2 separate regions of the Homo sapiens genome follow, and region 1 is linked to region 2. Evidence: read pairs that join two places in POLR2A ChIA-PET (ENCODE). Cell type or tissue: OCI-LY7. All regions are shown on one strand. Each heading gives the region's core, and the rest is flanking DNA. Links, peaks and the distances in the headings are about the cores only.

Evidence for each region. ChIA-PET counts read pairs that join two places held together with the same protein. Peaks named below come from ENCODE experiments on the same cell type or tissue, not always from the same donor. Only the 100,000 strongest peaks of a DNase experiment are listed, where the experiment ranks them.
Region 1: POLR2A ChIA-PET joins it to region 2 with 5 read pairs; 4 of 35 experiments call an interaction of 5 or more read pairs at or near these places.

The regions. Positions count from the first base shown.
Region 1 is chr10:28,280,474-28,284,863 of GRCh38, forward strand. All of the region lies in intron 1 of MPP7 (MAGUK p55 scaffold protein 7), which reads right to left. Among named protein-coding and RNA genes, the nearest start is that of MIR8086, 6.7 kb to the right of the region's middle. In OCI-LY7, for the core only: a CTCF peak has its summit at 226; DNase peaks (open chromatin) are centred at 1,688, 2,038 and 3,868; H3K4me3 peaks cover 3,399 bases; H3K27ac peaks cover 4,000 bases.
Region 2 is chr10:28,366,178-28,370,567 of GRCh38, forward strand. No RefSeq gene overlaps it. Among named protein-coding and RNA genes, the nearest start is that of MPP7-DT, 65 kb to the left of the region's middle. In OCI-LY7, for the core only: no CTCF peak of the experiment used is centred there; a DNase peak (open chromatin) is centred at 2,184; H3K4me3 peaks cover 493 bases; H3K27ac peaks cover 2,168 bases.

The DNA of each region.
Region 1 (4,390 bases), core at 94-4,093, 86 kb before region 2:
TTTTTTTGTTAGTATTTTTTATCTGCAGTTGGTTGAATTCCCTGATGCAGAACCCATGCATACAGGGGCCTGACGGTATAGTGATGTCATATGCAGTCCAAATTTCAGGAACAGAATTCCTTTTAACAGGGCTTAGGCATAAAAAAAATGGTGTGATTTCTAGTACTCTTGACTCCAGATTAATAAATAGCAACAGAGTAATAAAGTTTCCCAGAATCTAGACTCCTAAAGGCAGGCTAGGGCGCAGCCTAGAGGAGGTGCAACAGCCAAGACCCTGATCATCTCAGACCCTGGGAAAGCGCAGGCCAGACAAAGGTCACATGCGACCTCCACATAACAGGGTCAAAACTGTCCCATGAGAGACAAATGGGCATGTGCCTGGCAAAGCAATACAGGGTGCCAATTTAGACAAAAAGAGAAAGAAAAATGCATGCCTTGTACACATTCCTGTGTCTGACTAGAGTGGAGGGTATGTAAAAGAAAAACAAGAGTAATGGAAAATACCATATACAGGCCTCAATATGACAGGCTTTGAAAGGCAAACTGAGTAATTTAGACTCAGTGTGGTAGAGTAGATCCAAAGAATAAATGGTCATTTCTTCTTTTTTTTTCTTTCTTTTTTTTGAGACAGGGTCTCACTCTGTCACCGGGGCTGGAATGCAGTGGTGCAATCTCTGCTCACTGCAACCTCTGCCTCCCAGGTTCAAGCAATTCTCCTGCCTCAGACCCCCAAGTAGCTGGGATTACCAGCGCACGCCACTACACCTGGCAAATTTTTGTATTTTTTGTATTTTTAGTAGAGATGGAGTTTTGCCACATTGGCCAGGCTGGTCTCAAACTCCTGATCTCAAGTGATCCACCCACCTCGGCCTCCCAAAGTGCTGGGATTACAGGCGTGAGCCACTGCACCAGGCCTAATGGTCATTTCTAAAAAGGAAGATGACTTCTGTACCAACATTCTGTACACACAATGAAGTGGTAATGAGTATCTGCTCAAAGAAGGTAGCAGCAGTAACTCAGAGAGACAAATGACAACATGAGATTCTATGAGTAGGAAGAGATGACAATATCAGGTTATTGACCAGATAGCAGAGACAGAAAAAATAAAAACAGCTTTTTTAGGGTATTTACCAACAATACTGTTAATTAATAATAGCAATTAGCATTTACTGACCTTTGGTATGTGCCAGGCACTGCACTAAATACTTCTAATGTGTTATCGGATTTAATTCTCACTACCAACTTTTGTGGTAGGTACTCTAATTAGCCTGTTTCAGTTAAGAAAATGGAGGTTTGGAGAGAATAAATAACTTGTCTAAATTCATAAAACCAGCAATAAGCAGGGCTGGAATTTAGAAGCCAACATGTCTAGTTTTACGGTCCACATTCTTAACCATTAGGACGTATGGCCCTAACGTTTTCAGTTGCATGCCGAGGGCAGTGTACACCAATTAAGCAAGGAAGACAGCTGTGGAAACCAGCGTTGCAGGACACTGGAAGGCTACAAGCAGAGTCATCGTTAAGAAGAACACCCACCTTTCTTTCTCTTCACAATGAGGCTTTTGGCCTTGGAGAAGCTAAATTTTGTTCAAAGCCTAGGAGAACCTGCTGTTTATGAACATTCCTGTAAAAGGAAGTGCACAGGTGGTTCCTGTTAGTTCCATTGGCACTGTGATGTAATCTCTGACATTATCACAGACAGCTGTGTGCCTCACAGGGCACCAAGGGGCCAGAGAAAACTACACCTCAGTATATTGTCTCTTTTCCAGCAAATGTGGCTGCCCGCTTCCAGGGCAGTTCAGCAACCTTGGCTGATAAAATAGGAACCTGAGCCTCATCTACAGTGGATCTGGGAATGTTCTCTTCCTATCAATTTGTGTACCACTTAAAAATGCTTACAGCTGGCTTTGGAGGAAGAGCGGTTAAAATCAAACGTACTCACTCTGAGACATTCAAATATCCAGGATATAGCCACTGAGCAACTGCAAATTTGCTACAGCAAATTAGGGCTCAGGTGGATTCACTGAACTGGAGCTCATTAAAGCCACAGGCAGTTTAGAAGCCACTCAGACAGAAATGAGAGCTGAAACCAAGACAATGGGCAAACGCACAATTGGGGCGGTGGGGGTGAGTAAGTGGGAAAAGGACTGAAGACACTCCCACAATTAAAGGACAGGAGCGTAAAGAAAAACAGTGGCAGAAACCAAGAAGAAACCAGAAATGGAGGAACTAAGCTCCCCATCTCCAGTCATCAAATCTTCTCCCTTACACTGTTCGGATCTGTGTTACTCCTCAGTTCAACCCCTCGCTATTGCCTGCTTGTTCTGTGTCGGTGACCTCCTCCCAACCTGACCCCCACAACAACAACATAGTGAATTAACTGAACTCCATATATGATTATGACATGACTGGAAAGTTCTATAGCCTGTGTCTCAACCTGAGGTACGGTGTGTGGATAGGGGTAGGCATTAAAAAAAGATACCTTTTTCTGGTGTGTCAGTTGCGCACAGTGGAAAGTAACTTTTAATCTTTTACATGAAACATAAAATTTCATAACAATGTCATGCCTGCAGTGGGCTACTTTTCAATGTGACCCAGTCTTCTCCTGGGAAGAGGTGCACGTTGGTGGAGTAACTTAAGGCACTGGCCAAAATAGGTGAAACTTGTGCTTATCCAAATTATGTGAAGGAGCCAAAGAAAGAAAGATTAAAGATCCATAAAGGGGAGGAAATTTCCAATATGAATTCAAATCCTACAGTTCTTACACACTGGTCTCTGATGTATAGGAGAATGGGTAACCTGGGTTTGAATCCTGGCTCTACCAGTTCCTAGTTATATGACCCCAAAGGCAAATTACCTAACTTCTCCCTGACTCCATTTTTCTACTTGTAAATGTAAATGGAATACTCAAAGAGCTGAATTAAGCATGGACATCTAGGGAGGGTTTGCATAACACAGCACCTGGCATACTGTAAAGAACCAAGAAATGACCGCTCTTAATCTGTAAACACCAAGTTCATACCACTCTATTAAAACATTCCAAAGCTTTTGTTTTTTGTGAGACAGAGTCTCACTCTTCCACTCAGGCTGGAGTGCAGTGGCGCAATCTCAGCTCACTGCAGCCTCTGCCTCCTGGGTTCAAGCTATTCTCCTGCCTCAGCCTCCCAAGTAGCTGGGATTACAGGCGCCCGCCACCACGCCCAGCTAATTTTTGTATTTTTAGTAGAGACGAGGTTTCTCCATGTTGGCCAGGCTGGTCTCAAACTCCTGACCTCAAGTGATTCACCCACCTCGGCCTCCCAAAATGCTGGGATTACAGGGGTGAGCCGTCACGCCCAGCCCCCAAAGCTTTTTTTCCATCCAAAATTGTTATTAGACAGGAAAATGTCTATTTTGATAAGCAGACTTGCCATATCATACACAGCCTGTCCCAAAGGATACTTTTAGCTCCATATGCAAAAATAAGACTAAATTTAAATACCCAGTTTCAGACCCATCTGGAAATTAGAAGCACCCAGGATAACAGAAGCCAAGTCAAAATCACTTTAGTTATCATTTATTAAGTGTAAGACACTGAACTGAAAACAACTGAAATCATTTATTAAGTGTAAGACACTGAACTGAAAACAACTGAACAGATCTTGGTGGTGAGATTAATAGTTGGTATGAACACCAATGATTAAGTAAAGTACTTTACTGAGGATACCACTCTGAAATGCACATGAAAGGAAGCACACAGGAAAAACCAGTGTCACCAAGATCCCTGCTGATCAAGGACAGCTGTTAACTGGTTCCCAGGAGGGGTACACAAATGTACACAGACATTTATATAATCTTCTGTTGTCTAGGCACCAAGTCTTGTGTATTCAGTAATCACTCAAATCATGAGAAGGAATTCAGGGAGGGAGCAGCAGCTTAAAAACAGGTCTGGCCTGAAGCAGGAGGACCTGTTTCAAGTCACAGGCAGCATTAGCAGGAAGAAGCCAGTGAAGTCTGCAGCTGAAGACTGAAGAAAGTTGCCTTCCCTTCCTTTCTCCTCTCACCCTAATTCCAATAGGACCTCTTCAGTCTCATCTGACTGCCCCCTCTACATAATAGGTTTCACTGACTGCTTCCATTTTTTCCGAAGAAAACTTTATCTTATTGTCTATCAGACATTTCTCAAAATTATGAATTTTAAAGTGGGGGGAATATTGGAGTAAATAGAACTTTTGTTTGCATTCCACCCATGGAATGATTGTAACAAATCAATGTAACAAGAACAGAGGTCAACTTTTCACTTACTCTATTATGAACCTTGAAGGCAAGGATGCTTTATACATTTTTGAATCTGATCTCAGAATACAATATAAGATACATAAAAGGATAATGACATGCAATGAATACATCA
Region 2 (4,390 bases), core at 327-4,326:
TTGAAGGCAATTGTGTTCCTTTTTGGCGGGTCCAGTTTCTACCTAGATTAGGGAACTTCAGAGAACATTCTCTTCTTGTGCATTTGGGAGAGACAGAAGGTGAAGAGACAGGAGTTGGAGGTGGGGAGAAGGTCAGAGTGAACTTGAGGCTGCTTCTTTATTTCAGTATGTCAAAGCACCATATTTTGGGGTATCGTTTGCTGATCCCCAACATGTATGCAGTGTTTACATATAATTTGCTTCTATCTTTATAGACTGGGGTGTATAATCCAGTGGTTTTCAGATTTGCTTTCATTGTTACTATTTAAAAAGCTAAAGGGTACAACGTTCATTATTTGGGTGATGGGTAAGCTAGAAGTCCAGTCCCACCAGGATGCAACACACCCATGTAACAAACATGCACGTGCACCCCCTGAATCTAAAATAAAATAGCTAGAAGCTGGGCGTGACTGTTCATACCTGTAATCCCAGCACTTTGGGAGGCTTGGGCAGGTGGATTGCTTGAGCTCAGGAGTTCAAAACCAGCCTGGGCAACATAGCAAGACCCCATCCCTACAAAAAATACAAAACTTAACCAGGTGTAGTGGTGCACACCTGTGGTTCCAGCTACTCAGGAGGCTGAGGTGGGAGGATAGCTGGAGCCTGGGAGGTTGAGGCTGCAGTAAGCCATAATTGCACCACTGCACTCCAGCCTGGGTGACAGAGCAAGACCCTGTGTCATAAAAAATAAAAATAAAAATAGATAGAAAGTCTTATAATTTTCTTTTTCTTCTCACCCACCCATGACATTAATCTAGAATTAGGTGGAGCAGGCAAAAGAGGAGAGATTGGGCCCCTGGGAATTTGTACCGAGTCGCAAATGGCTCATGAGTTACTGAGAACCCTCACTGGAGAACACGTGCCTTGTGGAAACCCTCTTGTGATATAAGCAGCAGGGGCACCCCTGCCAGTTTCAAAATCGTGTGACAAATGGACACAGACCTGTGCCCCCCACTGTCAGAGCCTATCTGCTCTCTACAGGGGCTTCCTTTTGAAGAGTCAAGCTTCTTGCCAAGCTATCTTTCAGCCAAAAACCATTTTCCTCTAGTTTACAGGAAAAAGAGGAAGAAAAAGCCCACCCATCCTTTTCTGGGTTGATTATTTTCCATTTGAAATTAACGAGCTTCCCACGATGAAGCCAAGTTGTTTTGTTCGGATAATGAAATTGCATTTTTGCTTCACACGCAGCAATTCAAACTAACGTGGGCTCCAGCCATTTAGGGAACAGGTCCTTAGTATGGCCAGAAAGAAGGAATGCTACTGTTTTACAGAGATAAAAGTTACATTCAAATTCCTCTCTGAATTTCCCTGCGTATCATGGACAGACAAACTTACAGAGAGACTTTGTTTGTTTTTTGTTTTTTGAGACAGTTCTTTCTCTGTCGCCAAGGCTGGAGTGCAGTGATGCAATCGTGGCTCTCTGCAGCCTTCAATTCCCAGGCTCAAGTCATCTTCTCAGGTTCCCGAATAGCTGGGACTACAGGTGCAGCACCATGCCCGGCTAATTTTTTTACTTTTGTAGAGACAGGGTCTCACTATGTTGCCGAGACTGGTCTCAAACTCGTGGCCTCAACTGATCCTCCCGCCTCAGCCTCCCAAAGTACTGGCATGAGCCACTTTGCTTGGCACAGAAATACTTTAAATATTTACCCAGGATATTTCAAATATGAATCTGTACTTGACGTGTCTACAAGTGGCTGGCTAGTGTTTCCAAAGACGCACTGAAAACGTTGAAAAAATAAAATGGCGACTCCGGATAAGGTATCTGTCACCATGCTATGTTGCACAGAATGCTCACAGGAAAAGCCACACTGCTCTGTGACATTATGATCAAGGAACACGTGCTGAGTGGAGGCTCAGACCATATGGGCCTGTGCATATGGTAATCATTAAAGACTCACAGCTTACAAGAGTAACTGACAGAAAAAATATATATAGTGAGAGTCTCAGTGGTATAAATTCCTCTCTAGACCTCCCACCATATGGGGATATTTAAGTCAAAAGAATTAAGCATCAGAGCTAGAAGCTATTCCTGCACACAAGTAGAAACTACTTTCAGTGAGCAGAATCAGGAAATACGATGACTTGTCTACTCAGGCACATACTTAAAGAAAGTACCCAAACCGAAGGAACTAGAAAGACTTTCGCTTCTTTTGAAAAGAAGGGAAGTGGTGAGTGAGCTTCGGCATTCAGCCCCACCCAAAGAGCTCCCCAGACCTGGGCCACAGTGTCAGGAAATTGCAGCAGAGAGTTCAGAGAGACAGGACTAGGTCCAGCAAAGGAAAAATGATTAAGGGGTCAAAGACAGGGATAAAAGTGGCTTTTTTTCCCCAAATATTGAGTTGGAGTCTTTATTTTTATTTTGTATTTTTATTTATTTTTATTTTTTGAGACGGAGTCTCGCTCGTTAGCCCAGGCTGGAGTGCAGTGGCACAATCTCAGCTCACTGCAACCTCTGCCTCCTGGATTCAAGCAATTCTCCTGCCTCAGCCTCCTGAGTAGCTGGGATTACAGGTACGCACCACCACACCCAGCTAATTTTTGTATTTTTGGTAGAGACGAGGTTTCACCATGTTAGCCAGACTGGTCTTGAACTCCTGACCTCATGTGATCCACCTGCCTTGGCCTCCCAAAGTGCTGGGATTACAGGCATGAGTCATCCTGTCTGGCCAACTTGGAGTCTTGAATGAAAAATAAGAGATACATTTTCAAATTCATGCAAAGTGCAAGCATTTATCTTTGGTAAGCATGGGTTTGCAATCTGAAGAATCTGTAGATTTTTCAGGTGAAGATGAGCAGAGTAGGAAGCAAATATTGTACTTTGACCGATTTTTTTTTTTTTTTTTTTTTGAGACGGAGTCTCACTCTGTCACCAGGCTGGAGTGCAGTGGCACAATCTCAGCTCACTGCAACCTCCACCTCCTGGGTTCAAGCCATTCTCCTGCCTCAGCCTCCTGAGTAACTGGGACTACAGGTGTGCACCACCGCACCCAGCTGATTTTTTTGTATTTTTAGTAGAGACGGTTTCACCATGTTGGCCAGGATGGTCTCGATCTCCTGACCTTGTGATCCACCTGCCTTGGCCTCCCAAAGTGCTGGGATTACAGGCGTGAGCCACCGCGCCCTGCTGGCCAATTTGATTTTAAGCAAAAGGTTTCATTTTGTTACATACCTCACCGTGCTCTGGCCACATCCTAGAAGATGGTGACACCATAAGAAGGGGCCAGAACACATCCTGAAGCAATATACTAGTCACTGTCACCTTCACCCCCATGCCTCAGAAAGTAAATTTACACCCCACCAGGGAGCAAAATTACACTCACATACACAAAACATGAAACGCCGAAGCATCCTATTGTGGAAGTCAGTTTTAACATAAGAAGAAAAGTCTATGCCTTCAAGAAATATTTATTAGGGCTGGGCCCAGTCCCTCATGCCTGTAATCCCAACACTTTGGGAGGCCAAAGTGGGAGGATCACGTAAGGCCAGGAGTTTGAGACCAGCCTGGGCGACATAGCAAGACTCCATCTCTAAAAAAATAAAATAAAAATTAGCCAGACAGGGGCTGGGCGCGGTGGCTCACACCTGTAATCCCAGTACTTTGGGAGGCTGAGGCAGGTGGATCACGAGGTCAGTAGGTCTCTACTAAAAATACAAAATTTAGCCAGATGTGGTGGTGCGCATCTGTAGTCCCAGCTACTCGGGAGGCTGAGGCAGGAACATTACTTGTACCTGGGAGGCGGAAGTTGTAGTGAGCCGAGATTGTGCCACTGCACTCCAACCTGGGTGACAGAGTGAGACTCCATCTCAAAAAAAAAAAAAAAAAAAAAATTAGCCAGACATGGTGGTGCACACCTGTAGTCCCAGCTACTCAGGAGGCTGAGGTGGGAGGATCACTTGAGCCAAGGAGTTTGAGGCTGGAGTGAACTATGACCACAGCACTGCACTCCCTTCTGGGCAACAAACCAAGGCCCAAAGAAAGAAAGAGAAAGAGAGAGGGAGGGAGAAAGAGAGGATGGAAGGAAGGGAGAAAGAGAGAAAGAGAAAGGAAAGAGGGAAGGAGGGAAGGAAGGAAGGAATGAAGGAAGGAAGCAAGCAAGCCAGGTGGTGGGTAGTGGAAACAGTGAGTGCAAAGGCCCTGGGGTAGGAGGTATGTGCTTGAGGAACAGCAAGAAGGCATGCAGGGCTGGAGTGGAGTTAGTAACAATGAGTTCATTTCACCTGAAGTCTCCCTTTTAAGCAATGAAATTGAATGCCAAAGAAGTGAATTACCTAATTAATTGTAGCTTCTATCCAAAATGATAAGTGGTAGCAAACCTGAATTCACACCCTCAGTCCTTGGCAGAACCAT